Regions from separate parts of the Homo sapiens genome. Here all the other regions are linked to region 3. Evidence: chromatin loops called from intact Hi-C (ENCODE). Cell type or tissue: PC-3. All regions are shown on one strand. Region 1 holds the start of TMEM244 (transmembrane protein 244). Region 2 holds the start of L3MBTL3 (L3MBTL histone methyl-lysine binding protein 3). Region 3 overlaps LAMA2 (laminin subunit alpha 2). Region 4 overlaps ARHGAP18 (Rho GTPase activating protein 18).

Region 1 (8,000 bases), 360 kb after region 3:
ATATAGAGCCCCCATTCTTTGTGTAAGCTACTTAAGAGAAAGGATTTTATCTTCTAATTTTTATCTCTTCAGCAGAAGTTATTATTGCTAGTTCAATCCCAAATCTATACATAAATTACGAAGTTTAATAACCCCTTAAAAATAAGCTTTTTAAAAATATTTTTCCTGAAATAATGTTTTACTGACCTTGAAAATTTTTCTTAGCTGTTGTCATGCTCAACATTTCTCACTGATGACATATGTGGTGATGATGGTAGTGTAAAGAAAAAGCTTGAGGAAATACACACGGTGCTGATATTTTACTAAAATGAATGTAGCACTCACTCATAATTGTAATTTAATTTTTAAGTAAAAATCTGATTTTCCACTATCATTCCCTTAAGTCTGGCTCATTATAGGCCTAAAGCCTGTATGAATTTACACAGCTGCTTTGAGGCTTTGCATATTTCCTTGTTTTCGATTGTTTGATTTTTTTTTAAAGGGGTATTTTTGCACTGAAGTAAAACACAACTATTAACACTAGCCTCGGGGGAAAAAGAAACTAACAAACCTACAGCTTGAAATGTTTCAACACTTTGCATTTAAAATTTTGCGCACCCTTTAGAAGTTACAAAAATAAAAGCCACTCCCTGCAAAAAAAAAAAAGAAAAAAAGATTGAGAACAAACTGTCATGATTTCAGAAAACGATAGCAGACGTGCAGGTGCTAATACCAGAGAGCTTACCTCCGAATAAAATGGTGCCTTCTAAACAGCGACTATTTACATGTTTTAGAATCCTTTCTTGGGCATGGGTGCCTTTATATTGCCCTATTACCACAAGATGCAAGCCGTGCAGCAGAATGTTTTCTGTATGGTACCCAGCCAAAAGTGAAACAAGTTGCCCACTGACAGAGAGGCCATTTATAGAACATATTCATTTACACCAGTGCTAGGCAGCAACTGAAAGGCAATGCAAAGAAGTAATTTCTCTTTACCTTGCTTGGAGCAACTCTGACCTGGAGAGCCATGTACACATCCTACGTCAAGGAGGTGATGAAAGCCCCACTCCTTATAGCGATGACATCTGGAAGAAGACACAATTGTCACCGTGAGCTTTTCAATTACTCCTGGAGACTAAGTGTGAGACGCAGTAGTGCAGGATGATTGGATTACGCAAAACGAGACAGATGCCATCTGTGAGCCACGCGTAAGCTGCTAAGTGCCAAAATGAACATCCTTATTAAACGATGGAGTTCTCATACCATTTGTAGTTTGGTCAGATTTGAAAGATGAGTTGATTGTTTTTAGATAGTGCGGCAAATAGGCAGGGACTTGGAATCCTCTCTGGCTGTATGAGTAATTACTGTCTCATACTTAAATTAGAAACATGGGTTTTCAGTTAGGTCTTGAGATTGTTTCCAAAGGATGCTGCTGCATTCATGTTGAAGCGTGGCCTGTCCTCTCTGTTTCACTCACAAGGGCCACAGAGTTCTGAGAAAGAAATCATCAGTTCCTTTCACATCATGGCAAAGAAATGTAAAACTTATGACTTTTTGTTAGGAAACAAAAGGGTTCCCATACTCTAAAATAATGGCCACAATATTGTGGGTAGAATGTTTTCAAGAACTGCCAGGAGGCAGTATTGGAGCTCTGTCTCTCTGCGTCCTGAGGCTCCAGAACCAATCCTTCATTTACAATTCATTCTCCCATCTTTTTACTGGCACCAACTCTATTATTATTTTTATTTTAATTTTTAATTGCTGTGATTACATAGTAATATAGTAATATACCCCATAGAGTTTATGGGGTACATGATATATTTTGATATAGGCATCTAATATGTAATGATCACATCAAGGTAAGTGGGATTTCCATCACCTCAAGCATTTATTCTTTGTGTTACAAGCAATCCAATTATACCCTTTTAGTTATTTTTAAATGTACAATTAAATTATTATTGACTATAGTCACTCTGTTGTGCTATCAAATACTAGATCTTATACATTCTCTCTCTTTTTTGTATGCATTAACCATCCCCACACTCCCCCTTTTCTCCCACTACCCTTCCCAGCTTCTGGTAACCATTCTTTTACTTTCCATCTCAATGAGTTCAATTGTTTCCATTTTTAGTTCCCACAAATAAGTAGGAACATATGAAGTTTGTCTTTCTGTGCCTGGTTTATTTCACTTAACATAAGGACCTCCAGTTCCATCCATATTGTTGCAAATGACAGGATTTCATTCTTTCCTTTGGCTGAATTCTATTCTGTACCTGTACCACATTTCTTTATCCACTTGTCTGTTGATGGACATTTAGGTTGTTTCTTAATCTTGGATATTGTGAAACATGCTGCAATATACATGGGCATGCAGATACCTCTCCGATAGACTGATTTCCATTCTTTGGGGTATATGCTCAGCAGTGGGATTGCTGGATCATATGGCAGTCCTATTTTTCTCTTTTGAGGAACCTCCAAACTGTTCTCCATAGTGGCTGTACTAATTTACATTCCCACCAGCAGTGTATGAGGGTGTCCTTTTCTTCACATCCTCACCAGCATTTGTTATTGCCTGTTTTGGGATAAAAGCCATTTTAACTGGGGTGAAGTCATATCTCTTTGTAGTTTTGATTTGCCTTTCTCTGATGATCGATGATGTTGAGCACTTCTCACATACCAGTTTGCCATTTGTATGTCTTGTTCTGAGAAATGTCTATTCAGATATTTTGATCATTTTTAAATCATATTATTAGATTTTTTCCTCTACAGTTGTTTGAGCTCCTTATATATTCTGGTTGTTAGCCCCTTGTCAGATGGGTAGTGTTTGAGTATTTTTTTTCCCATTCTGCGGGTTGGTGTCTTCACTTTGTTGATTGATTGCTTTGCTGTGGCACCAACTTTAGATGGGAACTTAGCTGTGCCCTGTAATCCTTTTTCCATTACAGCATCTTGTTAACCGCTATAAAGAGCACATTCTGCAATATCTACCTGCATACCAAAAGCAAAGGTGAAAAGAGTGCCTTCAGCAAGTCCAGGCCTTGATAGTTTTCATCTGAATATGTTATTGAATTTGACATTCATAATGCATATTAATAACACTGTCAATGCTCTTTTATTAATATACCTTAGATAAATCTTTTAATGTGTGGTTGCCCTGTTCTCTGCTTATATTGTGAGTTCTTGCAGAAAAAGACTTTTCTGCCTGCTGGTAACATTGTAACAGCTCCCAGTGTTGTCTTCAGATTTCAGCACACGGTGGACCCTCAGTAAATGCTGATTGTCCAAATCCCATGCCCTGCCCTATTTGTAACAGTGATGACCCAGAATTTCTCCTTAAAGAGGGCAGGCGGAGGCCAGGTGTGGTGGCTCATGCCTGTAATCCTCGCACTTTGGGAGTCAGAGGCAGACGGATCACAAGGTCAGGATTTCGAGACCAGCCTGGCCAACATAGTGAAACCCCGTCTTTACTAAAAATACAAAAAATTAGCTGGGCATGGTGGCGGGCACCTGTAATCCCAGCTACTCAGGAGGCTTAGGCAGGAGAATCGTTTAAACCAGAAGGCAGAGGTTGCAGCGAGCCGAGATCGCGCCATTGCACTCCAGCCCTGGCAACAATGAGGGAATCCGTCTCAAAAAAAAAGGGGGGCAAGTGGAACTTCCTGGGAGTCATAGCACAGCATAAAGCAGAGGATTTGTGCCTGACTCACTCTACTCCCAACACAGGCTGCTTTGTGCACAACTCAGATGCCTTCTGAGTTACTCAGGTAAACAATAACCACCCAAAAACTATCCTCTCAGGAAGTTGGCACCATACATTGGGAACTAATACTCCAGCACTCTATTGGATAAAATACTGAAAAGTACTAATTTTCTATAATTACATTGGAAAAAAATTTGATGACCAATAGTCTAATGAGTAGAGATTATGTGTGTATGGGTATTTACATCTATAATAAGCATCTTTTTTTTTTTTCATCAGAGACACCGCACTGGATTTAAGCATTATTTTTTGAACTGCTACTGTGATCTATTGCGAGAATAAGGCATGAGGCATACACATACACATTTAGCAACTACAATTCTGATTTCCAAGTCTGTCATTAGGCTGATGAAATATTTACATGTGTACATTTTATATGTATATGTGTGTGTATATATATATATTGTGTGTACATGTATTCATTCAGCACATACTTATGATAAAGAATAAAATACATAAAACTCTTCACATTCTTTAGTTCTGAATTGTTCTCCTTGATATTTCATCATGTTTTAAATTATTTTCAGTCCCTTTGTGTAATTTGTATCTAGAGTTCTCCTTTGTTTGTTAAAATTGGACTCAGCTACTTCCTTCATGATAGAGGCACAAAAACTTCAAGGTCCTAAAGAAATATTTCCAAGATTGTAGCACATAATTTAGAATTTCTCCTTGATAAAATCAAAGGAGAAAATGAGCTCAGATCCACAATTACTAATTGCAAATCGTTAGGGCCAGATAGGCTTCTAATTTCAGAAAATTTTGAATTTTATTTAAATAATAGGATCCATATAGTATATTATATCCCATGTCCAAGTAGTCTAGAACTTCCCTCTGTATCCAAACATTGTTTGAGCAGCAAAATGTATAAATATTTGCCATGAGTGGGATGAATAAAAACTAAATAATTTTGTCAATTTGGTTTCATCACCAAATTCATTAACGTCTGGTACTATTCTGTCACCCAAGGATAATAAATAATAAAATAGTTTCCACAGATTTTTAGATTTTTGGATTCACAAAAGGAGTAGTGGACAAACACAGATTTAATTATAAGAATCTACAGATTGGCATTGATAATAGAACTCTTGCTAAATTAAATTAAATTTGGCCTAAAGCAGCCTCTGCACATTAAAAAACTGCAGCCTAACTTAAGAGCATATTCTTATAACAAGTTGCTGAGCCTCGGCCAATCACAGCAGCTGAGCTTTGGCCAATCACAGACTGCCAACCAATTAGAGCGTGTCTATATCAGGCAAATACTAAGCTGTAGCCAATCAAGCTGTTTCTGTATGTCATTTCCTTTTCCTATCTAATACTGCCTCCCCGTGTTGGGTGGAACTCTCTGAACCTCTCCTGGTTCTGAGGGCTGCCCAATACATGAATTAGTCTTTCCTCAAATAAACTCTCCTAAATTTAATTTGTCTAAAGTTTTTCATTTAAAACTGTAAATACAATTTTAAATGATGTGGTAAAAATAAAGACGCTGTGTTGACAAAGTCAATTTGTCCACAAGAAATTAAAAAGTAAAATTTCTTTGCCCTCAGTGCCAGAATGAAATAAGAGATTTCCCCTGATGCCTTCTGCTCCATTATAGTTGGCTTTGCTTTGGAAGTCTGATGGTGTTATATTTTTAGTTTTACTGATTCTCTCTAACCCATTTCTTCCCTTTAGGCCCTTCTATCCACATCTATTGTTCACTGCCTTTTTGAAATTGAATTATTCTATAGGATATCATGAAATCATAAAAATATTAAGAACAAACAGACTCTATTTTATTTCAGGGAGCCATGAAAATAATGGTCAAAATTGGGGTAATTTTTTTTTTCTGTTTACAGCCTTTATGGAATTTCCTTTAGGTTTAGGCCCATGTTAAGGCAAAGATACATGTATACACACGAGCACACACTGATTTCACTGCTTCATATTTGTTGAATAGTAAATTGTGTCTTGAAAGATAAGGCACAATAAGGAGCAGTGCCCTATATGGTAATGAATGGCACAACATCATAAAACAGTTGGCATGGATGACTAGTTATGAATATCCAAACTGTTATTAGATAGTAGTTTCCATACTCCCTCCCATAAACCTAAACCAGGGTTACCAATGACTGCAAATCTGGACACTTGAGTTTTGGTATCTAATTTTACCTACTTTTAAGCCAGTTGACCATGTGCTGCATCTTATCATAGGTAGTACAGAGTAAAGGATCATCTTTAAGAGGATATAGAAAATATCTGGAGATATACATTGTATCAACTTGAATTAATATTGGGAAAGAAATATACAAGTTAGAGCAATTCAATACAGTCATCACAGAGTAAAAATAAATACGAAAGATAAAGTTAGAGCCCTAATTCAAAGAATATGAATTGTATCTTCAATAGGAAGAGAAAATAGAGTGGAAAGAAGGAGAGAGAGGGCATCTGGATAAGATAAATACGAAGTACAAAGGAAGTGAGAACAAGTCAATGAGATCTGCTTTGCTAGAGAATGAGAAATAAGACTAATGCAGGATTGGAATGTTGATTGGTGAAGGCCTCAAAGGACAAAAGGAGCATTGTATTTTGGTTCAAAATAAAACAGCACTGTTCTTGAGCAGCAGCATGAAAGACAAAATCAGCAGATGTGAAAAATTATTTTAACAGCAATATAGGAGAAGAAACTACAAAGTGGATATATATTAGCATATTGAAAAGGCTTGAGGTTTGATTTTGGGGCCTAGAATAACTGAGCATAATTAGATTTTTAAGAACACCTTGGAAATAACAGCCTTCTTGATGAGAAACTGAAGGGGGAACAAAGAAGAACAAAAATAACATCAGGATTTTAATGCCAACAAATTAAGGGGATTACAGTGCTATTGATAAGAATAGGTTATGAAAACAGGAAATGAAAAGCGAACTGTGGGATTCAACACATTAACTTTCAGGGTCAGCTCATACATCAGTGGGCATCAGAATCACCTGGAGGAGTTGTTACAACGCAGATAGAAGGGCCTCAAACCAGAGTTTCTAATTCAGTAGGTCTTGGGAGGACCTAGTGTTTGCACTTCTGAGTACCATATTTTGAGAAGCACTTATTTAAATTATGTCCTCTAAGACAACTCATGATGGTTGAAGATGAGGTTGGAAGTCTGGGCCAATGACATAAGTATGAGAATTATCTATACCCAGGCTATTGTTGAAATTTTGTTGTGGAAATTTCTGACTTACAGCACTTTCTATGATTTTGATACCTTCCATCAACTGTTTCCTTAATTATATGCTCATATTGAAGTGAAATGAATGTTTATTCTCTGGCAGTTGGGAGTAAAAGGGACTGAAAGTTTAAGAAATAAAAGCATTCTGAAAATAGACAATGAGTGTATAAGGGAAGATCAGAGCATCGCTTTTGAAGGATGCAACAGAAAGAGAACCAGGAGGGAATTGCAATCAGGCATTATGTGATACTGGGAAAAAAGACTAGATACTTGACAATCTACTCTAGAAATTTCTTCTCACCCTCTGCAAAGATGCAAAAAGATGGAAATTTAAAAGGAAAAGTTAATAAGTCTACTTAGTATTTTAATTATTGTCAAGTACCCAGGTGCTTAAGTGAAGAGTTTCATGTACATATAAATTACTTCTGTGCCCTAGCATATTTGTAGAAATCTAAATAAGATGTTGTTCCATTTAAAATTTAAATAACTCCCTTGAGAAAATGCCAACCAGACTGCTTCAACTAGAAGCCAATGCATAAACATGTATTTGTTATTTACTTGTTAATGTGTTCAGTATCTTGATGTATTCTGGCCTTTTTCTTTTTTTTTTTTTTTTTTTGCATGAAAACTAAAGTCCTGTGTAATGTGATTTGATGACCCCAAAATGATGTTTGGAAATATTGAGGTAGATGCAGACTATACCATTTATACAAAGGCTCCCCTCAACCCTTCAGAAATAATGGTTACAAAGTGATACTACATTGTTCCCAAAGGGCTCAGACCTGTCTGAGCTTACACTTTTTACAAACGGGCAGGTTCAGATCCCTGAACTTAACTTTTTAAAGGATGACTCAGTGGAGGGGAGTTCGCCTGAGACTCCAGAGCACGGAAGGCGATTAAGGGGCAAACCTGGCTTTGTTTAGCAGGCTCAAGCTCATTGTATCAGCCTTGGTTCTGGCAAGGCAGCTGCTGGCAGAAATGTCCAGCCATTTCACATTCTCTGTATCCTGATTGGAATTTACTTCTTACAAGAATGATTTGAAGTTAAAATGAAGTTGGGG
Region 2 (8,000 bases), 520 kb after region 3:
CTCCTATTAAGTGGAAAAGACCAGTGAAGCTGTCCAAACGGCGGCCCGCAGTCAATGCGCCGAAAGCTGTCAATACTGAAATGTAATACTCTCTTGATCTAGTTTTGACGCTTTAACAAAGACAGGTTTTGCCATTTAGGACCGCTCAGCCATCTTGACTGAATACCTTAAGAGGGTAGTCCTGGACCTGCTTATTGCCAAGGGACTTTCACAGTGTTCTAAGTTACTGTAGGAATCTCAGCCTATTACTCGACAGAGGCCTAACATGTTGGAGCTGTCAATAAAGATCCGCACTTAGGAAGCGGAAAGAAGGCACAAGTTTTATATGCACACTTTCTTTATTATGCATTGTTCCAGCCATCAAAGAGAGGGAGATTGTACTCTCCCAAAGCTTACAACTTTGTTACTTTTCATGACCTGTAGCATGTATTTAGCCTTTGGGCAGTGTTTGTGCAAGACTAAGGCCCACTCTTTAATGGCTGAATGCATACATTTCACAGCACATGGTGGATTCGCTGCTCTGAGAATTGCCTTTAAAAAAAGTAAAGTGAAAAATAGACAAAGAAATCTGGAACCTTAGCAGTGTTTCCTATTTGTTTGGACTGTTCTTGAACCAGCTCTGAGGCGGTGACCGGGCTATTGAAAAGATGCACCTGAAACAGGATCTGCGGGCAGCTGCATTTGCCACCCGGCTTTATTGCTGCTTTCCAGCGGCGAAGGCGCAGCAGCAGTAACAGGGAAGCCAGAGCGAGCCTCCCCGGCAGCGGCGGCGGCGGCGGCGGCACCGGCACCAGCGCAGTTTCCCCTCTCCCCAGCCCTGACTCTACGCGCACATGCGCATTGCGCCCGCAGCCCTGGACCATTTGTCAGGACTACTCGTGAGACGGAGAAAAAAAAAAGAGAAAATTTGGGGGTAAGAAGCGGTTGATCGGATCTAATCTCTAATTAATCTGAAGATTTGTCCGTGCAAAAGCCATTCATTTATTTTTCTGGGTGAGGATGAAAGTTAAGAGCCCTATAGAGGGAAGGAAGCGCACCCTCGTCTTGTGAAACAGATCAGGGGAGGGGAGGGACAGAAGGGGTTTCTCCCCCACTTCTCTGCGCCTCTGGGAAAGAGGAGAAAACTTAATCCCGGGGAAAAAAGTGGGCAAGTGACTCGGAAACGGCTGGAGGGGGAGTCTCTGGGCATCTCACTCTGAAGTAGTGAGTGCGAGTGTGAAAGAGGAACAAAAGAGAGAGAAAAGAGAAAGGAAAAAATGGGGGGAGGAGAGACTTGTATTTTTTTCTTTGCGCGCACACGGGGAAGGGTGTGGGGGGCCGTGCGGAAGGGAGCCGGGGCGAGGCGGCCGCGTTGGGCTCAGGCTGGCGCGCAGGCGGCGGGATGCGTGTGGCCCCCTCCCCCGCGCCCCCCGAGCTTGTCACTTTGGTCGCTTTCGTGACACCGGGCGCGGGGTGGGGGAGCGCGGCGGCGCCGGGCTCCACCGGGGTGCGTGTCCGGGTGGGCGCCGCGGAGCCGCAGCCCAGGCGGCGAGCGCGGCCGCCGAGGCGGGGGGCGCCGGCGGGGGGCGCGGGGGCGGCCGGGGCCGCGGATCGGTGCGGCGGGAGGCGCGAGCCCCGCGCGCCGCCCCTGCGGCCCCCTCCGCCCGTGTGGCCTTTGTGCCGGGCGCGCACCGGAGAGCGAGCGAGCGGGCGGGCGAGCGCGAGAAGTACAAGTACGGGAGACCGAGGCAGTGGGAAAAGAGGCCGGGCCACTTTCTCCCCTTTCGGGCTGCGGAGAATGGACTGGTTGAATGTGCAGGCGCGTCTCCCCGGCGTGTGCTGTGTGTGTGCGCGGCGGAAAGGCCTGCCCGACTCCCACCGCGCACACGCACACTCACACGCACGCACACACACGGACCCGCGGCGGGGCTCGGCGGCCGAGAGTTTGCGTGGCTTCCTCGCCGCCTCCCTCTTCCCAACCGAGTGTGTGAGAATTTCATATAGATCAGCTCCAATTTCCGCCATTTTGGGAAAGTTGCACAAAAATAAACCCTCCGGTTTATTTCTGCCCGAGGCAGGAAAGTGCTTTGGGAAGCGAGGCGGCGCGGGCCCGCGGCGGCCGTCCGCGCGGGAGAGGGCGCGGGCCGCGGGCCGGGCCGGGAGCCCGCGCCGTCGCGGCGTTCGCCCCGCGCCGTGCCGCGCCGCGCCGGCCCGGGTGCGGGCGCGGGCGCGGGCGTGTGTCGGGAGGCGGCGGCGGCGGTCGCGGCGGCGGCGGCCGCGCCGGGGCGGCGGGCTTGTGGGGGGAGGGTGGGGGCGGCGCGGGGCTGCTTTTCCTGCAACTTGTTTACGCCTGCCTTATTCTGGGGAGGAAAAGAGGGGTCGGGGCCGGGGCCGGCGCCGGGGCCACCGCCCGCCTCGCGCCGCGTGTGTGTGCGGTTCCGGAATAATGGGCTTTGCACACTCGCGTCCTGGGCCCCGCGGGCCGTCCTCGCGCCGCGGCGGCGGGGCGGGGGGAAGTAGAGGCCGGCGGGGGTGGGGATCGGGAAGCGCAGGAGCCGAGGCATCCGCCGCGCGCCCCGCGAGCTGGTGGAGTGTGGGGGCCGCCGGGCGGGGAGAAAAACTTGAGAGCCCTGGAAGGGGAGGAGGGCACGGTGGCACGGGCGGGGGGAGGGCGCAACTTTTGGACTGGTGGTAAAACTTTAATTACCTTTAAAGAAAAAAAGGCCCTGCGATTCCCCCCTCCCCCAGTCCCGGTCAAAGCACAGCCCGCAGCGCGACCGTGAGAGAAAGTTTAAAAGCGGGCGTGTTCCTCCCGGGTCCCCGCGGAGGGCTGGGGGCGTCGGTCTGTCCGTCGCGCTCAGAGGGAGGTGGGGGTAACTAGCCGCTTTCCAGGGCGCGGGGACCGCGGCTCTACCCCACCCTTCCACGGGAGACGGAGGTAAACGTTGCTTCGGTTTCCCTTCTGAGTCCCCCTGCTGCCACCACCCCGCTTCCTTTTCCTCCCCCTCCCCGCCGATTTTTTGAGGGGACCCGAAAAACGGAGTCCCTTTCCTTAGGCAACTTCCTCGGGCGCTGTGAGCACGGCCCTCCCCCTCACCGCCCCCACCCCCAACGCCTCGCATCCCTTGGCCCGCTTCTCCACCTCGGGGCCACCGCCAGAAAAATGCATTCGAGATCATTCAGAGTGCACAGAAACAAAAATAGATTTTTAATTGTTAGGTTAGGGGAAACTGAGATGAGAAATAAGAATTTGGGGTGGGGGGGCGCGGCCGGGGCGAGTGCGTCCAGTTCTCCTTTTGGTTTTCCTAGAGCGTTGTTTGTGATGTCTTTATTGGTTTAGGGAGTCCGAGAGGCTCTATGCTGGCTATCTCGGTCGCGTGGATTTTTGCGCAAGTTTTTAGAAAAACACTGACTCGAGTAGAGAGCATTTCTCCGGAAAGTTTCAAGTGCAGCAAAATAGCGAACGTGCAAAACTGGCCAAGGGGAGACCTCTAGTGGTTGAACGCGTCTTTTAAGTTCGGAAGGCCGAGAGCAAAGTTTGGCCTTTACTCGTAGCTACGTAGTCCGTTCAGACGTGGAAGTAATTAGAGGACCTGAGCGAGCAGCCAGATGTTGTGTGAAAGGATGCTGATCAGAAATTGAAAGTTTAGTAAATCGAAGCAATGAATTCTGAGGACTCAGACCCTGTAACTTCCATCCGACATGAGTTATATGGGAAAGACACTTTGCTTTTATTCAGAGATTTGAGATTGATCGCTCCCTGAATTGGAAACAATTGTTTGCTTTTGCATTTATCGGTGTCTGTACCTCTGATCAATTTTTAATTAACGAGTCTCAGCTGATGACTTTATTTTGAATGTTAAGAAAACTGCTAAGTTGAAATGTGTTTAAAACTTTGAAGAAATGGAAAAGACCTTTAGTTGAGATTTGTCTTTTATATGAGCTGTTCATTTTACTGTCTGATAAGTGTAAGGCAATTTTATATAGTTTCTTAGCTGTATAGTTATGTATAGTCCGAGTAAGTAGTCCCTTTTGGTTCTAAGACTGTAATTTTGTTTCACTGAGTACGAAATTATTTCTGAATACTTGTATAATTTGTGATTTAAAGTCCTTAAATACATGGGCAAAAATTTTATGTAATATCTATTCTTTTTCCAGTGTGTTTTCTGTAAAATATCTTTAATTTTAAAGATAAAAGCAGTGAGGGAAATTAAAGTTGACTCAAATGATCCTTGTAACTTTCACCTGCCTGTCATATACAACAGGAGAGACGTTATTGGGTGAATTTAGGACATGGGAATGATACGAATGATTAAAATCCATTTCAACTCATCTAGAACCAGCTTATTTTATTTTAATTTACCGAGTGGCATGGTGTAAAATTATGCCTAAGTGATTCAGAATGTAAGCTTCTTAACTGGGGATGGTGGATTTGAAGGTTTCTTTTTGATGACAGTGTTTTGATTTTACCTTCCCTCTCTTTAAACCAATGCTAGAACCCTTAGGAGAAATCTTGAGAGTGGACAGCAATTGTGAAGATCGCCAGAGAGTTCTGTGTTTCATCACCGCCGAAAGGTAAGACCCACTTGTTGAAATAAATTGCTTGACATACCTGCAAATGTTAAAAAGCTGCATTTGGAGATCAGGAAGGAGAGTATGAGACTGGGTTGGCAGAAAAACATCATTTTGTGGGGCTGCTTTGAATGCATGAATGTATTGACACTAAATGTAATTGTAGTTTGGATGAAACATTAGGAAGTTAGGAGATTGTCCTGGATAATCTTTGTATTGCCTTACTTACTAGATTCTTAATTAGCATTTTAGCACCTGTTTTCTACTGAAAGTAAATGTTTTATTCTTTGGAGTTGAAAAAGTGGAAAAACTGGAATAAAATGATTGTAAATTAATATAAGTGTTACATTGTTATACAGTGATATGGAAGATTCTGGAACTCTAAATGTCTTGGGGGGCCAGTGGTAAAATTTTGTGAATGAAATTTACATTGGGTGCTTTGGGGGTATTTGTCACATAACTTCTATGGCTTAAATCCAAGATGGGCTGACTTGTGCCAAGTGCCATGTTGCAGGGTTATGAGTGAGTTTCAGTGTGTTAGCTTAGACTTGTCAACTTTTGAACATACTTCCACAGGGAATACAGCTGTTGTCTACTAAGATCTCTTTAGTAATTTTGGAGGGTGTTGGCTTCTTTCCAATACTCCAGGTCCTTCTTTTAGGGCAAAGGTCATTCTCAGGCAGAGGGGACAGCCATCTCTGAAGGTAGAACATTTCAGTACATTTTTGCTACTCCAGTGCTTTCTACTGTTTATACCTTTTTTTTTCTTCCTTTAATCTTCCCCTCTCCTTTTCTGCCTGTTTTCCTGCCCTCTCTGTCTTGAGTAATAAAGGGGTCGCTAAATCTTGTTTGGCAAAAACAAAAGAAAACCAAAATTAGCCTACCTTTTTAGAGCAGAACTAACAACCTTCATTGGGCCAGGTGTAATCTAGAAATCAAAATGACTAATTATTGATATAAAAATGATTAACAGGAGTTTATTGTCATTTGCTGCTTGTGGATCATTTTGAATTGTATAATTAGCAAAATAAGTAGATCTGGTCCATGTGGATATGCAGCAGAGACAATGGGGCAAGAACAGCTATAGGAAGGTCCTGCAGACAACTAGGGTTCAAGAAGAGTAAAATCAGTTTCCTAAGATGGTGAATTTCATGTTTAAATGTGCTGAGTTGAAGACACTGCTTATTTTTCTTTGTCTGCGGAGTCACTGTGTCTGTGGATAGAATGCTAGAATAGGAATCAGAAGACTAAATGTAATAACTAGATATATCACCTTGTATATGTCACTCTACCTCCTTCAGCCTCCATTTCCTCATCTACAGAGCGGGAACAGCAATACTTGCCTTGCATCTTTTGTTAAAAGAATCAAATAAAATCAGATTTTGAGAACCATAAAGAGTTATTCAGATGTATAGTGGTCATATCATTTTACCTTCGTCCAGCTTTATGAAGGGCTGGAGGTAGATTGTCTAAGTCAGAATATAGTGATTTAACACTTGGCTAAAACTTTTAGATTGGTTTCTGATGTGTGTATTGTATGGACTTCTCGGAATATTTCTAGGAGTATATCTTGTCTTGAGAAAAAAGTAGTTTCCCTTGTATACTATTGGCTCTTTGAGGGAAGAGACCATGCTCTAACATGGTGCGGAATACAAAACCGGAAATTTATTTATCCCAAACTAGTCATTTAATAAGTAGAAGGAGTAAATGAAAGAAATACTTTAAAATGATGCCTAATTGTGAAAATGGTAGGGTGATGAAAGTAGAAGGGTTGGTGTGAGGGGAATTAATGTACTGTAATTAATATTTTAGTTGCATGAGTCTGCTGGGAGATGAGGATGAGAAAATAGGTAACTGGAGTAGTAATGATTTAAACTAACTATAGGGGCCAGAACATGAGTCCTCCGAATGACTGAATTTAGGAAATGTCCAAGTAGGGCTTTTCCTCCTTGTTTTCTAGACCTCTTTGGCTGCAATCTAATTATAGCCAACTATGTAAAATCTAGATTAAAAAAATTGTAAGTACTATCTATTATTATTTTTGATTTGATGCTACTGAACCTGACAAAATAAACCCTGACAGGTTTTAGTTTTACTTCATCTCCACTCTTTGGAGATTATCCAATCAATGTTCTAAGAATCCAAAAACCCAATAGGAGTGGAAAAAAGAAGTATATGTCCTGTTTAATTAGTCCCTGAGTAATTGAGAGTTGATTCTTAAAGAATTTTGACTGGGTTGGTAGTTTATTTTTAAGAATTCCATATTTCAGCCAATGCTGTTTATAGTAGTGCAGTTAGGATGGGGAATTTATGAGAGAACTTACTTTATGTGGTGGGTGGGATGTACCGTTGGCATCCCAAGGATGGATAACTTGAGTGATCCCTGCGGTATTGTTTCTACTAGTTACTTAACCAGTTTTTTTCTGAGCTCTTATGGTGTTGAACACTTAAAAGACGAGATCCTTGCTCTTGAGGAGTTCTAGAGATCCTTACTCTGGGACTAGACATAATGAGCTCTTCTAATAATAGTATAACAGTTGCACATGGTACCATTAGGAAAGGATGAGGGCTCTAGCACTCTTTGGAGCTGTTGAACCAGGAAACATGGATTTCTGGGCTAACTGATGCAGGACCATGGCATATCATCCAATACACATGGCACAATATAATGCATTCCTTTTTTAGTGCTTCGCCTTCAGAAATGAGTAAGAAGCCCTTCACCCACAGTCAAGGAATGTCTAGCAAGAGTCTAGCAAGATGGATTGAGGCGATTCTTTCTTTGACCAGTGTGTTCACAAGGTAACTTTCTGGTGAAGATCTACACTATCTTCCACTGTTACCACTTGCCACTATTGAGGGATTTGTTCCTCACAAGGATTTGGGAATGCTTATAGTATAGGTAAAGATAGTGTCTTTAGAGAGAACTATTTATATGTTCATATGGGTGCACATTTATATGTGACATCTTGAAGTTCAGCGGATCCATGGAAGATATATTTTCTAAAGGGCTTCATTATCTAACAGGAATATTCTCAGATTATCTCTTTACTGTATTAAATTATTTCATTGGTGGTTGTGGATGTAAGTCAATAGTGGGAAATGATGAACGGATTTGTATTGACTGTGGCAGCTATGCAGTGGGTGGATGAAAAGAAGCACCAAGAAAGGGTATCCTTGATATATAACTAAGCTTGATTTATGAAGTAAAATTGGGAAAGACCTTTAGAAAATTCCCATTTGGGAGACAAGATAGTTTGGAGGAATGAACAAGGATCTTTGAGAGGAACTTGAGTAAAGTTAAGTTGGGTGATCTTGGATGAGGGAACTTTCCTCATAAACTGTAGTTTCTTTCTGAGTAGACTTGGAATTGATTAGTTGGATGGTGATTATAAGAATGATATGTATATTATATGTAACAGTAAAATGCCTTCTGCATTATTATTCTTTCT
Region 3 (8,000 bases):
CTAGAACATCCTCCAGGCAGGTCTCTCAGCCTGTGCTGGTTTGGATTTTTAGGGATAACCCTGCCAGCCTCCATGGATCACCTTACTTTTCTAAGTACTTACACAAACTGCATTTTATAGGGCCTCTCAAGCACATTTTTCTGTGGTATTTAGAGATCACACTTTTTCCTTTTTTCTCAAAATAAAGATACTTGCCCATCTGGGAATGGAGATTTTTACTCATTTAAGGTTCTTTTTTTTTTTTATAACCTTCTGTTCTAATTTCGATTTCCATTTCCTCTCAGCAGTGTATGTTTTAACTTTTCCGAAAACAGAGCATTCCACTTAGTAGATGAGACAGAAGCAAAAAGTTGAGTAGCATGCCAAATTGGTTGGTTTAGAAAGAATCACAGAACATTAGAGCTAGAAGACACCCTAAAGATTCCAACTCTTAACTTGCACATGAGGAAAGAAAGCCCTCAAACTTACAGCATGGCCCAGGGGGTTACACACATGAGCGATAGTTGGCACTAAAACCCAGATATCTAAATTCCAACTGCTATTTCACCTTCTTTTTGTTTGTTTGTTTGTTTGTCTGTTTTTTGAGATGGAGTTTCACTCTTGCTACCCAGGCTGGAGTGTAATGTCACAATCTCGTCTCACTGCAACCTCCACCTCCTGGGTTCAAGCAATTCTCCTGCTTCAGCCTCCCGAGTAGCTGGGATTACGGGCATGCACCACCACTCTTGGCTAATTTTGTATTTTTAGTAGAGACGGGATTTCTCCATGTTGGTCAGGCTGGTCTCGAACTGCCAACTTCAGGTGGTCTGCCCACCTCAGCCTCCCAAAGTGCTGGGATTACAGGCATGAGACACTGCGCCCGGCCTATTTCCCCTTCTTTTGCACATTATAATTAGTTATGACTGTGTGGTCAGAATTAGATTTTTTAGAACTTTCCATCTCTATTAATTGTATTATATTTTAGAAATCAGATCATGAAGCCACACATATCTTCTGTTTTAATTTGTTTCCTTTCTTATGTTCTTTTTGTGTGTGTAGGGGGAAAAGGGTGTCTTCTTTTTAAAGGTTACTAAAAGTTAAAAGTTTTACAGTTTATTTTGTAACAAATATTTATTAAGCACCTACTAAGTGCAAAGATGAATACGATATTATCATTGCTAGTCAGAGAAAAAGAGGGAGAGTTGCTTTTTCTGCCATAGCCCTCCCACTTTTATTCCATGAATTCTGGCAGGTTACTTGTCCCTTCTAAATGTAAAATAATTAATGGACAAATAAGGATAATAATATCTTCCTTCTAGGATTACTATTATGAGGGAATAAGTTATACATTTTATGCAAAGCACCTAGCACCATGCTTGGCTCAAAGTAACATTCCATCTCTCTATTTATTCTTTTGTTAGTTTAACTTTAACTTCTGTGTTTCTTTAACTTAATTATTCTAGTTAGTTTAACTTTTCACATTTTTAGGGTGGGTGGCAGGTGCTGGAAAAAAAGGGATGTGGTGAGTATTCAATTTTTAAGCAATTCCAAACCCTTTTATTGGTTTGATATGTAATGATGATATATACATTGTAATGATGTGGTTATTAAATAAGTCCTCTATAATTTTCACTTCTCACCATTTTCCATTTTTGTATCAGAATTTAGATTCTTTATTTTTTTTTTCTTGCTCTGTCACCCAGGCTGGTGTGCAGTGGCGCAATCATGGCTTACTGCAGCCTTAACCTCCCAGGCTCAGGCGATCCTCATGCCTCAGCCTCCTGAGTAGCTGGGACTGCAGGTGCATTCCACCATGCCCGGCTAATTTTTGTATTTTTAATAGAGATGGGATTTCACCATGTTGGCCAGGCTGGTCTCGAACTCTTGGGAAGTGATCCACCTGCCTCAGCCTGCCAAAGTGTTGAGATTACAGGCATAAGCCACCACGCCTGGCCCAGAATTTAGCTTTTTAAGAGTTGTTATTTAAGAACTAAGACTTAAAAGTTAACTCCTGAAGTGAGAACTGCCTATTTATGAGCTCCATATTTGTGCTAGCACAGTTGACAGAAAAGATCTATTCTCAGTGCCCTTCTTTTTCTTCTTTACACCCATCACACCCAATCCTGCCAGCAACTTACAGCATGAGGACAACATTCACTATACTACAGGGCAATGTAAGGGTGTCTTGAGAAAGCCCTGCCTTGTGAAATGGATTATGTCAATCTTATGATTAATTCATGTTGAACACGCTAGATTAAAGAGCATTTCATGCATATTATCTCATTTGATATTATGGTAGCTTGTCTTCTCTTTATACTTCTCTCTTATTCTTTAGCCCATCGAGAGCTAGAGAAAACATTTCTACATGTTCTATTTGTGGATATTTTTCATGGAGGATGGCAGGAGGTAGAGGTAGATAAGAGGCTGAACTTCAAGTATTACAGAAATTTGTTGACATGTGGAAACGTGACAAGTTCTCTGCAAGTATGTGCACTGTTTAGACCAAGTCTTTTTAACAAGGATAGCCTGTGTGGATTTGTAGATAATGAGCTGGCTGCATTCTTTTACTTGAATTTTATTGAAGAGTTCAGCCGTAAACCTCACAGTTTAAAATGTGAAAACTAAGAAAAACAATACAAGTAGCCATGGAGAATTCCTGTACTGATGAGCTCTCTTTGGGATTTGGGGAAAAGAAGTGAGCACAGAAGGAAAGAATAGAGGAAAGGAAAGCGATTTCCCTAGCAGCTTTAGTGCTACACCTTTAAGACCTAAGTACAGTCAAGGCCAAAGGATAAACTGATTGGATACTGATATGTATTTAAAGAGAAAACATACATTTTCCACTTATCAAGGAATCCTTGTTTAGACATTAATGTATAAATATTACTGTAAATGCCCAAGACCCACCAAAAGAGCTTAAGTGCAGTGTTAACAATAATTCAGTTTCTCAATAAACATCTTGAGTAGGGCTTTTATATTTTAGAAGAAGATTAAAGTCAGTGCTATAAAAAGTATCTTCCACTTATTCATCCATAAAGAAAATCATGACAAATAAGCACCAGATGTGATTTTAGCCCACATTTATTAGAGAAATTAATTATTGACTCATGAAAGAAGAAAATTATGCAATTTCTATGATGATTCATTGTTTGGTGCTTTCAAGAACAAAGATGCCAGTTTTGATAAATGTAATATAAATCTCTGCTCAGGACCCAGGAAATTCAAGAGATGCTTATCAACGAATCATACGCACTCCTGAATCTAAGAACTCATTTCCAAATGTCAGCCACCAATCTGCAGTTAGTTAGAAAAGACCATTGCTTTATTCTGACCTGAAGTTAAATGAGTGACAGTGTGGGGGTGAAAACGTTTTGGCCCCGTTACCAATTTGGTGCACTATCTACTTCCCTAAACAAGGCTTTGGGAGCATGGCTTCCTCCATAATTATTCCCAACCACATCACTGCTCTAATCAACAGGTGCACCACCACGCGAGACTCCCCACCCAAGTCCTGTCTGCCTACAACTTGTAACCTGCCAAGCAAAGGCAAATGAAAAACAAGCGTATCTGTCCTCCTTTCATATCCCATTTTCCCCATTATCTATTTCTAGTACTTTAAAAAGTCCCCACAAGGTGGCAGAATTGTAACACGTTGAGATTGATGAGCCTCTACTGAGACTGTGAATTTTTTTTTTTATTATTATTGTTGTTTTAACACATTTGAGAGATTAGTGCGTCCAAAACAACACAGGTAAAGCATCACATCCATAGAGATGAGGACGCCTTCAAGTATACACTAGCTTAGAAAAGGATGATTCATCTTGCAATGACCATTCTTTAAAAGTTCCTTAAAATTACCTCATTAGATCTTTTCTCTTACCCTTTTTTCTTAGCTTAGATTTCAGTGGCAAGCAGAGTTGAAAACATCATCCTTAGTGACAAGATCATTTTATTTCTGAGCAAAGCACAGGGCAGTTTCTATTCCATCTCACTTGTTCCCCCTTTAAAATGCTAGAAGGAAAAAAGAAGCTTGAGCAGCTGGATGAGCAGCTCCACCCACTGTGGGACATGAGGCAGAAGGAAGAGAAGAGGAAGCAACACCGGGCAAAGCAATAAACTGGTGCTGCCCTGAACACATCATGTTTTTTTTCTTTTTGAGACAGGTTCTTGCTCTACTGTCCAGGTTGGAGTGCAGTGATGCAATCATAGCTCACTCTAACCTTGAACTCCTAGGCTCAAGTGATTCTCCTGCCTTGGCCTCCCGAGTAGCTGGGGCTTTCAGCATGCAACAACATGCCCAGCTAATTTTTTATTTTTTTAATTTTTTTGTTGTTGTTGTTCTTTTGGAGAGACAGAGGGGGGCAGGGGTCCTCACTTTGTTGCCCAGGCTGGTCTCAAACTACTAGCCTCAAGCGATCTTCCTGCCTCGGCTTTCCAAATGCTGGGATTAAAAACATGAGCCACCACGCCCATCCCTTACACCCATCAGACTTGGTTTCAGTTTACCCAAGGAAAAGTGATGCAAGGAAGACACCCTTTAACCAAGCAAGGGGGAGGTCGAGATTTGTACAAAACACTACCAAATTAGAGGGTGGGGAATTTTTGTCCCATTTAAATCCTAAGGTACATATTTTTAAAAACCCTCTTACACCAGCACTTCTCAGTCCTTTTCCAACTGCCAGTTTAATAAAGGAAGGTGATAGAAGTTTTATTAAAACAGTATCCATCCTGTTGCAAATCAATGATTGATAGTAAACATCACCTTGGATGTCCTTAAAAACAAAGGACTATACACCATAATGGCTTTAAACTTTGAGGTTACATGTTAGAGTGATCAGTTTGGTACAACTCTTTTCCATAACATTGGCTCATCTGAGAATACCGTTTTATTAAGCACTGCTTCTGCCTGCTTCTTGAGGGCTGCCCGTTGCAGAAACGGAGGATCTAATCCAGGAGGTGTTCTTCTTCCTAAATTTCAAGTGGATGTAACCTGTAATGATTCTTAAAAGAACTTTGACAAAGTCCCTGTCCTTTTCTGGTCAAAGGTTTTTTTCTAAAATGGCTTGACCAGTGCCTTGTCCATCTAGAAAATCTCATAGTATACAACGAAACAACAACAAAATAAAAACAAACCAAAAAACTGCTGCTTAGCTCAGGACCAGTTTTGGATACACCTGTCCAGTCTACCAGCAATCCAAAAGTTCCCCATAACATACAGCTGCTACCGGGAGTGTACAACTGCCACCTTGAAAATTTTTTAAATTTTAATAGAGAAGTTATATTGACATTTACATATAGTAATTAGACGAGTGACTGTAACCGCAATAATATGGACATAACCCACTGGTGGTTCTCTTTTAAGCTACATGTAATTGTTTCCTAATTCCTCAGCATCCATCCACCTTTCTTAATCCCTCAATTTTCAGAGCTGAGGGTGTAAAGATGTTTCAGTGAAATTCTGCCCCCAGTGGACTCACAGCAGATAGGATTATCTTAGTGATTTCTGAGGAAGACTGCAAGCTGCGTGTGTTTATCGAGACGGTCCTCTGTCCGGGAAATATCGTGAGAGGCTGATAAAAGATCCCAATTCTATTAATAGAAGTATTCATGACTGAGATCTTAAGCTACAGAGGCCTTTCCATTCGGGCTCTTTTTGCAGGCAGCGTAATAAGAAAGGTGCCACATGCTGCCTCTAAAAGAGGCCATTCAGCTGTGCGAATGAATAGCATTTTCCTGTCCTACCCACGGGGTTTTGCATAGCTGTGTGAATTTCGGCCACAGTCTGCTCTTTATAACTGACCATCTCCTGGGAAGCAAGAAGGGAAATACTTCCATGAAGACCAATTTTACGGCATTTCAAAACACTTTAAGCCTTTTACCTGCTGTGGCAGAGTGCTTCGTTTGACTAAGATCAAGAGAAAAGAGAACAAGGCTTTTCCTCATCAAGTAAAAATTTCCTGTGTGCTGATGAGTCATCTCTGAGGTACACTCTTTGGGAAGAACACTGTGCATCAAAAGCCTGCCTTGGGCTGCTTGAGAACCTCTGCTGAGTCAGCACTCACTGGGGCAGCGGCCCAGCCAGAGCTATTAAGTGCAGATCTTAAAAACAGATGTGTTGGTGAGAGTGTGCAGGTTATTTTCTCATGTACTGCATGTTCTAAGAGATGTCATAAGCAGCCTGTATATCGACCTATCTTGTGAAAATAGAGAACAGGGAAAGGAATTGTGGCTTTGGTAATTTAAGGAGCCTTGATTATTTATGGAGCTGTGTGTTATGGTAGCCAAATGTGATCTACTCAGCCAGGACTGCTGTATGCTTTGCAAGGCCCAGTGCAAAATGGAAAATGCAGGGCCCCTCACTGAAAAATTATTAAGAATTTCAAGATGGTGACAGCAGAGCATTAAACCATGTGACTGCACAGCCCCGCACCTAGCTCTCCCCCTCAGCACCCTAGGAAGCTGATCTTTGAACAGTGGCAGTTGAAATGGTGTATGGTGGGTTACATTTTTAAAATGTGCTGGGTTGCCTAGCAACTGGCAAGGGCCTGAATGGGCTGACGTGCAGGTTTAGATACACCATCTTGAAAGTCTACATTCATGGAAACCTTCTAGTGGACTGATAATTTTCAAGAAAAAGTAATATAGTGGGAGATGGAAATGGGGAGGGCAAGAAAAAACACATTTTGCTACTCTTATAACCCAAGTGGCTAGCTTGTCATTTTCCCTGTTCGATCTTCTAAGAATAGAGCTCTTCATATGTGAAGGAAAAATGAAAGGGAAATTCCAGTTTTCTCAGAAATATACATAAATTTTTAGAGGATAATGAAACTATGAGTTAATCAATAAATATGTCTGAGCACATTCCTTTAGCCATTCCAGGGTGTGATATGAGAAAACTGATTCACACGCACTGAGCACTCAATAATAAGTACTTACTATGCAGTAGACTACAGAGATGAATAATGTAGTTTTTATTCTTAAAGAATTACGCTAATATGTAAGAAACAATTAGACAGCATCATTACCTTTTTAAAGAACAGTCCATAATCTCCTGTTTTTCTCTCCTGGGTATTTTACAGGGTCCTTGTGCTGCAGAATCAGAACCAGCTCTTTTGATAGGGAGCAAGCAGTTCGGGCTTTCAAGAAACAGTCACATTGCAATTGCATTTGATGACACCAAAGTTAAAAACCGGTATGTATCATCCTGAGACACTGGGAAAGAACCGATAAATGAAGAACTGAGTATTTGTGTTTAATCAAGTTGAATCTACTACACTTATTAATTAATGAAGTTAGCTTTTCTTTTATTCACTGAGTACAATAGAGAATAGAATTTTATTTGTCTGAGCCTGAGGAGCCCAATTTAGGAAATCAGTAGCCTGATAAAGTCCTCATCTCTGAGAAGGTTTTACTCTCCTTTATGAAAATGCAGCCACGATCTGATACCGCTCTATTTTAGCATGAGAATGCTGTTATTTTTCTGTTTGACTTTGCATGCTTTTGTTTCACAGTCTCACAATTGAGTTGGAAGTAAGAACCGAAGCTGAATCCGGCTTGCTTTTTTACATGGCTCGCATCAATCATGCTGATTTTGCAACAGTTCAGCTGAGAAATGGATTGCCCTACTTCAGCTATGACTTGGGGAGTGGGGACACCCACACCATGATCCCCACCAAAATCAATGATGGCCAGTGGCACAAGGTAATAGTCCCCTGGATATTGGCAGTACCCTAAGGGAATTACTGAGTGGCAGCCATCAGCATTCTCCTGGTGCCAGTATATTTTGCCAGGGCAGACACTGACTCTGGCAGAAGCTAAAAATAAAATAAGTGCCATATACAACTACCACAATCTTGGAAAATGTGCTCAGACCTGTGTAGGTTTGCATTTGACCACTGGCATGCCTCATCATGGTTCCATCACTGCTATATGGCTGTGGTTTTCAAACATCTACCCATAAACTGAGGCCAGGTGGCTGAAGACATTTCCACTGCTCTAAGTGAGAAACGTAGAACAGAGTG
Region 4 (8,000 bases), 170 kb after region 3:
TGACAAGAAATTCACTGGTTCCCAGCAGGCTCTTGGCCAAGGACAGGAGTCTGATAATATCTGCCTGGGCTCTTGGCCAAGAGGAGGAAGGTTACTGAGCATTTAGAAATATGCATGCACAAAAGAATTGAAAATCAAGAAGGGAGAGGAGGGTTATGAAACAATGAAACAATGGAAAAGCAAGGGAAGAAAGCATCAGTGGTATCTTTTTCATCAAAGGAAAGGAAAGACATGCACATCTATCAAAAGGAAGTAAAATGGAAGTGAGGAAAGAGGCTGACAATAGTTTCCAACTCTTTCTCCCTCTGTATGTCAAATGCCCCTTGGATATGCAAGTAAATCTGCAACTTCAAGATACCATAGATATGTAAAGTTCCCTAGTCAGCTACCTGCCATCCATTTGGAATTATCGTGTAACAAGCTTATCTGGTCTTGTTTATATTAATTTCCCTCATTCAAATAGTTCTTCTCTAGAGATAATGTTTCCCAAGCCAGGACATGATATAAACCCACTATTTCTGGCCATATTTATTTCAGATGACCTTTTTCATTGAAGAAGGGTATCAGTGCATGGAGCACATGTGCAATATAAATACAGCATCCTCAACCCCTAGTCCCCAAACCATCAATTTACCCAAATAATCACACACACACACACACACACACACACACACACACACAGACACACACACCATTAAAAACAGTCTATGGACTCAGTACATTTCAACATCTCCAAAATCTCTTTTAAATCTTTCTAAACCATAAGTCAGTCCCAGGGCAGCCTGGTCCATCTGGTCCCGATTCTTCAGCCTGATGTTCAAGACTCTATGAGCTCTGCCCAGCTTTTCTCCATTCCTCGTCGGGTTCCTCTCCCACTTCTCCCTTCAAGTCCCCCACTATGGCCAAACAGTACCAGCTGCCGGAGCCCACCAGGCACTTTTCCTACCCCAGAAGCCTTGCCTGTACCGTCCCCTTCTGTCTGACACCCTCCACACTTCCCTAACGCCCACACTGCAGTGAACGTCCTCCACTCGATCTCTAAACGTCTACCATGTTGTGCACTGCTCTTCTCCAACACTCACTGAATGACTCCACAATTATGATGAGACCCCTTTAGTGATAGTCTGAGGCTGCAGGGAGAATTGCAGGTTTTGAAGTCCAACAACCTTGCTGCTGACTGGACACAGAACTCTGGGTATAATATCTAACCTCTTTGAACACTTGTTTCCTTATTTGTAAAATGAAAGAACAATACCTATCATCTTGCATGGCTGTTAAGAGGACTAGAAATATTCACATAAAGGGCCAAATAGGACTGCCTCAACTCCAGAGAAATAAAACAATTACGCGGTGTCTGTAGGACAGGCTGTGTGCTCAGTGAAAACAGAGCCAGGCACTACTCTCCTCTGTGGTCTCCGTACTCCAACTGCTGTGCTTGGCATCTAACACGCACTTTTTTTTTTTTTTCTTGAGACGGAGTCTCGCTCTCTCGCCCAGGCTGGAGTGCAATGGCGAGGTCACGGCTCACTGCAAGCTCCGCCTCCCGGGTTCACGCCATTCTCCTGCCTCAGCCTCCCGAGTAGCTGGGACTACAGGCGCCCGCCACCATGCCAGGCTAATTTTTTTGTATTTTTAGTAGAGACGGGGTTTCACCATGTTAGCCAGGATGGTCTCGATCTCCTGATCTTGTAATCCGCCCACCTCGGCTTCCCAAAGTGCTGGGATTACAGGCGTGAGCCACCGCGCCCGGCCCTAACATGCACTTTTTAAAGTCAGGAAAAATAGGCCAGGCGCGGTGGCTCATGCCTGTAATCCCAGCACTTTGGGAGGACAAGGCGGGCTGATCACCTGAGGTCGGGAGTTCAAGACCAGCCTGACCAACACGGAGAAACCCCGTCTCTATTAAAAATACAAAATTAGCTGGGCATGGTGGCACATGCTTGTAATCCCAGATACTTGGGAGGCTGAGGCAGGAGAATCGCTTGAACCCAGGAGGCGAAGTTTGCAGTGAGCCGAGATCATGCCACTGCACTCCAGCCTGGGGAACAAGAGTGAAACGTCTCAAAAAAAAAAATAAATAAATTCAGGAAAAATAACTAAAATAATATAGATCAAAATGTTAATGAAGCTATATTCAAGCAATGGTTTTATAGGCAATTTATTGTTTTATTTGTACTTTTCAGTATTGCCTTAATTTTCTAGAGTGAACAAATATTATAAAAGTTATGCTAAATATATTCACTATGACACCATAATTTTGGCACACTATAATCCCTGTTACACATTGCAAGTAGAAATTACATCAACTTTGTATCTATTTATCTCTTATACTTTGTATAATTTTTCTCCTCAGGCACTTATGCTTGCATAAAGCTACTTTGCTGGACTGAAATAAAGACAGTTTTTATTAAAATTCCCCTTAAATTCAACTCCAAAACACCTCCTCAGAATTTTATTTGTGACTACAGTGTGTGCTAATTTGGTTATCAGGTTCAAGCTTTCTCTGGTCTAAATTCAACTTTTTTAAAAAAGGAAATAAACCTAAGAGAGCTTACATTATCACTTCATGGATATCTCATTATTTTGACATTCCCACTTTCTTATATGGTAGGTGTCTACAGTCACCTGGAGTTTTAGTATTTTAAATATTCTTCAATATATTGTGCAAAGTTAACGAAGTGGAAGATGGAGAAATTCTCTATTTCAGAACTGAGTGGCAACAATGTGCCCATTAAAATGAAAAGGAAGATCACATATCACAGGTAACGTTTTTCCTGCATTCTGGTAGAGAATATTCACACCGAGGATGGAGGGTGGTACCCTCTCATAATTTAAAAGCAAAACAAACTGCCTGAAGAGAAGGCTACGTTGGTGGACAGTTAAATTATTTGAAAAGTCTCTTATACCACCTACTTCGCATCAAAAGGAGACTCATTCAGATTCACCAAAAGTATGTGAAGTCGTAACTCTTTTTTTTTTTTTTTTTACTGCCTCCCCCCACCAAGACTTTCTCAGCCTACTCCCCTCCTCTAGGAGCTGCCAAATCACAATGCTCTGCTCCCCTATTCTCACCTGCTGGCATCAGCAGGAACCCAGCTCCCCGTCAAGACCCCCTCAGGTTCCTCCCCTCCACACAGATCTCTACTTCCTCAGGCCTTCCTGGAGTCCCAAGAAGTAGCTGACTTTTACCCAATTCCCAATCTGATGTCAGTTTTTAACACTTCCCAGTACTAAGCCCTTCCCAAGATAGAAAACCTACCTCTTCAAATCATAACATTTGCAGTTACAGTATCTTAGAGATGTCAGGAGTTAGAAGCCATGGACACCCTCTAGTTCAGTGGCTGTCAACCTTAACACACTTGTCTTTAACCTAATACCTATTTTATAATCTTCACCTTTATGATTCTGAAGTAAAGTTCAAGTAATTTATCTATACATAATCCTGTGTGTATGCATATGCCCTTTATGATAATATTAAGGAGAAATAAAGGAAAATAATTTAAAATAGGTTTCTCAATATGTGCCTGGACACTAACAGACATAAAATGAAGTGGTCAACTGTTTATTATATTTACCTATAGAATGAGTTCACATTTGGAAAAAAATAAGATCAGAAAACATTCTGCATGAGAAATACAAAAATTAAAAGGATAAAGGGACACGTGTGTTCATCTTCACAAATGAAGATGTGAATTAGGGCCAGGCGCAGTGGCTTATGCCTATAACCTCAGTGCTTTGGGAGGCTAAAGTGGGAAGACTGCTTGAGCCTGGGGGTTCAAGATCAGCCTGGGCAACAAAGCAAGACCTCATCTCTATAAAAAAAAATTAAAAATTACCCAGGTGCAGTGATGTGAGCCTATAGTTCTATTAATAGCTACTCGGGAGGCTGAGGTGGGAGGATTGCTTGAGCCCAGGAGCTAGAGGCTACAGTGAGCTATGATCGTTTACCTGCACTCCAGCCTGGGTAAACAGAGTAAGACTCTGTCTCTAAAAATAAAAAATAAAAAACTTGAGTTAGATTAAGCAGAGGTGAGACTGACTTGTACATGACATCTTCTCAGGAATGCCAAATAGGTCATTCTAGACACCAGACAATTCTTTGTTTGGCAAGTCTGTCCTGAAATTGTAGAATGTCTAACACAGCTGGAACCTGCCCTGCAAATGATGGGACAACATAAAACACCCCCACAAATTCTCAAAATACCCTTTAGAGGGCACTACTGAGAAGTACTGATCTAGTTCACCCCATTTTGCCTCTGAGAACACAGAAGTTCGGAGAGGTTAAGTGATTACAACACTCACAGCAGGAACAGGTCACAAACCATGACAAAGTGGGTTCCAGAAACCAGTCTCATATCACCACCCACACGTACACGCGCACACACACACGCTTCCTCTCCCCTTTCTTCTACTCCTGGCTCAGATTTTTCATCTATGTCCTCTGCAATCATCGCCATTCAAATTTAACCGTCTGTGTCCCTCTGACCCCACCCATCCCAGGTTCTTCTGAATTGTGTGTGCCAACCTTACTCTCCACGGTACATCAAGTCTCACTAATGTGGCCACAACCTTGGCCTTAACTCAGATCACAAAGATCTCTAACTTAGCACAGCCTCCTCACTGTCTCTGGGACCTTCCAGTTCCATCCCTTTATGTCAGTTCCTTCCTTCCCACTCCCAACTCAGCACCCAAGAGAACTCATTCAGCATTGCTCCCTCAACATTACCCATTATGTGTAACATGGGTCTTGGTTGACACCCACTGTTGGCTTTTTCCTTAGTCCTTACTACACAGAAGTGTGACGTATATTAAGTTCCATATCTACACAGGCTTGCAATACTTCCTACTCACCAAACACAGTACGATTCTATTCAGTGTAGTTCTAGTTGTTTAAACATTTTTTTCCAATGGCTGTCCCCAGTATGCTGAGCTAATGCCTAATTCAATCAACCTATAGGAAACAACTTTGCTTTTATAATAATTAGGCAATAAATAATGAGGATGCTCCTTCCAATAATGTCTTTGTTCATGCTCTATGGCTAAGAAGAATGCCCTCTTTCTCAAAAAACATATTTCCTTCAAAATCTGGTTCTTGTTAATATCCTCAGTAAAGCTTTCAAGACCTTAGCACATATTAATCTCTGAATTCTCAACTTATTAACAACGACAGACTTTCAGAGAAGAAAGAAATCTACAGATTACCTAGTCAAGTCATTTTATTTTACAGATGGAGAAACTGGAACTCAGAGAAGGGAGCAAGCAGTCTCCAGTGATATAACCAGTTGTCTGCAGAGAAAGCTGAAACATGGGTCTCTCCACTTCCTGCCCAGTTTCTTTTGAATACACCAATGACTCATTTCATAGCATTTACAGACCTTTCAAAAGATCAGAATTGTTTTTCTTTAAAAATATGCTTCTGCATAAATTTTAGAAAGATAAGTCTATTATGCTTCACAATGTCCTTCATCTAGTGCTTAAAAATGGAAATATTTTTGTTTGCTACGTATTTTCATACTACATGGAAATTAATACAAATATCCAGTTCCTATTTCCCTTGTTAATTTCTTTCTCATTTTTTTTTCCCCAAGTCAAAAGCCATCTGCAGCTTGCTTCCCAGGACAAAATAGTCATGCCAAAAAAAAAAAAAAAGTCTTAAATAGAGTAGCCAAATCAATGTCCCAAATGAAGGTTAAGTTGTACAGCATTTTGGTTTCAAACCAGGTTTATTTTAAAAGTGTTTTTTCTCTTTATAGGAAGGATAGAGTAAAGGAAATCACATTTCTAAGTGTGCCTGCATGCCTTAACTATTAGTCAACAATGATTCATACATTTTTAAGCTCTTATCTGTCTCAATGAAACTTCTCAGATCTCAACTATTTATATGGTAAATGCCTTGAATGATCAGAATGATCAGATTCAATTATTTCTATTCTTTTCATGCACTTATTTTTACCATTTGCTTCTTAAATTAATGTACATCAGTTAACTCTTTTTAATGGTATCTGCAGAAAAGACCACAGTCAAAAATCCAAAATAACAACTCATTTCACCAACTTTGAAAATCTGATATTTCTATTCTTTTAGGTTATTTTATAATATATTTTAAATACAACTGCAATGCAGAAAAGGAAGTAGATATATTATCTCAAATCTTCTAAACTGAGTGACAAAATAGAGAAAGTTTCAAAAGTACTGGCTCAAATTTCACTGCCTTAATCTCTAGGCCCACAGAGTAATACATACACACACACATACACACACTCCTCCTCTTTGAAAAAGATAGAAACTGATTTGTTTTAAGCTTCTTCCCAACTCTACCTCTCCCCATCACTAAGGAAATATATTTTATTATAGTATTTTATAAACTGTCTTAAAATTTCAATTAACAATTTTTATCTACATGAAAAGTATTCATTAAAATTCTCATTATTATAACCACCTGGTATTGAAGAAACAAGTGTAAGATGTTAGCAAGGAAGGAGGCACACAGGAAGATTTGTAATACATGTCCACAACTTTAAAAAAGACACCATAGGCTGCCTGCCTGGTTCCATCATTAATTGTGAAATCTTGAATGTCACTTAATCTTTCTGGCCTCCTTCCTTCCTTGAAAACCAAGGGAGAATATGAACATGGTATCCGTTTAAACTTTAAAATTCTATGGTTCTAGGACACTACAAAAAATGTACTGAATTATTTTTCTGTGACACGACTGATTAAACAGCTTATATAAACAGTCAGCTCTCCACGTCCATGAGTTCCACATCTGTGGATTCAGCCAACCATGGATCAAAAATATTCAGGAAAAATAAATATCCCACAAAGTTCCAAAGAGCAAAACTTAAATGTGCTGTGCACTGAGTATTATGTTGAATCTATGCAAGTAAAGTGATGTATGGGTAGTGTATTAGGTATTATAAATAATCTAGAGATGATCTAAACTATACAGGAGGATGTGCATATGTTATACTACACCATTTTATATTGGGAACTTGAGCATCTGTGAATTTTGGTGTCCTCAGGGGTTCCTGGAATCAATCCCCCATGGATACCAAGTGAGGACTGTTTATGTTTAGTTAGCCCCTCAGCAGAGGCCCTCCCCAAGAGTTAAATTATAAATCCCTGATGTTTGTGACATCAGTTCGCTATCACATATTAAGTGTGGCCAACTGAATCTATGATTATTTCACAAATTTCATTTTTATAAGGTGTCGCCTCCATTCTTCATTTTAAAAATTTTGACAAAATTGCTAAAGAGCAAAACAGCCATGAGGGAACACAATAATAATGAAATGATACCAGCAGCTTACACTTACTGAGCTCTTACCATCTGCCAGCGACTCTTAAACATCTGCACAGGTATTTTTGCGTTTACTCCTTACAATCTTGCCATTCCAATGTGTCAGTTGAGAAACAGAAGGACAAGTGGTGAAATAACGTGGCCAATGTCACATTGTAAGTGGGAGATCTGGACTTAGACCCCAGGCAATCCACCTTCAGTTCACTCAGGTGGCTAACCCCCTCACCTGGGAGTCTCTAATTAAGAGGTTGAGTGGCGGGAGGCTGAGGCAGGAGAATGGCGGGAACCCGGGAGGCAGAGCTTGCAGTGAACCGAGACCGCGCCACTGCACTCCAGCCTGGGCAACAGAGCGAGACTCCATCTCAAAAAAAAAAAAAAAAAAGAGGTTGAGTGGCAATAGGTGGACGTTAGTTCAATCTCACACTGATGAGCTACATAACCCTAACACCCATTTTTCACATCTGCAAGGTGTGGGCGGGTGTTGGAGGAGCCTTCACATTCCATTATCTGGCAATGTCATCTGGAAAGCCCACAAAAGCATTTACCACAGACATCTAAAAAAGATGGATACTTCTCTCTGGAACATCTCTTGCAGCACAGCCACCTGCCTTTTCCCTGCTTAGTATAAATGGACCTAAGAGCAAGGAAACAGCTGGGTTCCCAGCCCTAAGACATTATGAGAGAGTATCTCAGAGGGAAT

The links. Hi-C counts contacts between places; a loop is a spot of excess contacts. Peaks named below come from ENCODE experiments on the same cell type or tissue, not always from the same donor. Only the 100,000 strongest peaks of a DNase experiment are listed, where the experiment ranks them.
Region 1: it touches region 3 in a loop (4-fold over the local background); 2 of 110 quality-filtered maps call a loop at or near these places.
Region 2: it touches region 3 in a loop (7-fold over the local background); 38 of 110 quality-filtered maps call a loop at or near these places.
Region 4: a loop joins it to region 3, with 3 times the contacts of the local background. A loop is called at or near these places in 16 of 110 quality-filtered maps.

Annotation. Positions count from the first base shown.
Region 1 is chr6:129,860,181-129,868,180 of GRCh38, forward strand. It overlaps TMEM244 (transmembrane protein 244), which reads right to left and starts at 1,135. Exons shown (of 5, transcript NM_001010876.2): 1 at 976-1,135. The coding sequence starts at 1,008. All of the region lies in intron 2 of LOC105377999 (a long non-coding RNA gene), which reads left to right. RefSeq lists a silencer at 3,444-3,738. In PC-3, no CTCF peak of the experiment used is centred here; a DNase peak (open chromatin) is centred at 3,701; H3K4me3 peaks cover 1,092 bases; H3K27ac peaks cover 2,240 bases.
Region 2 is chr6:130,017,752-130,025,751 of GRCh38, forward strand. L3MBTL3 (L3MBTL histone methyl-lysine binding protein 3) reads left to right here and starts at 830. Exons shown (of 23, transcript NM_032438.4): 1 at 830-913; 2 at 4,476-4,554. RefSeq lists silencers at 1,310-1,439, 2,390-2,629, 2,680-2,749 and an enhancer at 3,110-3,169. In PC-3, CTCF peaks have their summits at 3,469 (motif pointing left) and 3,668; a DNase peak (open chromatin) is centred at 3,470; H3K4me3 peaks cover 3,312 bases.
Region 3 is chr6:129,495,601-129,503,600 of GRCh38, forward strand. LAMA2 (laminin subunit alpha 2) reads left to right here. Exons shown (of 65, transcript NM_000426.4): 59 at 7,059-7,171; 60 at 7,491-7,680. It overlaps LOC102723409 (a long non-coding RNA gene), which reads right to left. Exons shown (of 8, transcript XR_001743860.2): 7 at 7,005-7,191. Among named protein-coding and RNA genes, the nearest start is that of ARHGAP18, 210 kb to the right of the region's middle. RefSeq lists an enhancer at 6,109-7,308. In PC-3, CTCF peaks have their summits at 3,600 (motif pointing right) and 5,450; a DNase peak (open chromatin) is centred at 5,971; H3K4me3 peaks cover 1,397 bases; H3K27ac peaks cover 2,506 bases.
Region 4 is chr6:129,667,720-129,675,719 of GRCh38, forward strand. The region is part of intron 1 of ARHGAP18 (Rho GTPase activating protein 18); the gene reads right to left. Among named protein-coding and RNA genes, the nearest start is that of ARHGAP18, 38 kb to the right of the region's middle. RefSeq lists a silencer at 5,213-5,352. In PC-3, CTCF peaks have their summits at 4,213 (motif pointing right) and 4,417; a DNase peak (open chromatin) is centred at 5,312; H3K4me3 peaks cover 1,015 bases; H3K27ac peaks cover 2,343 bases.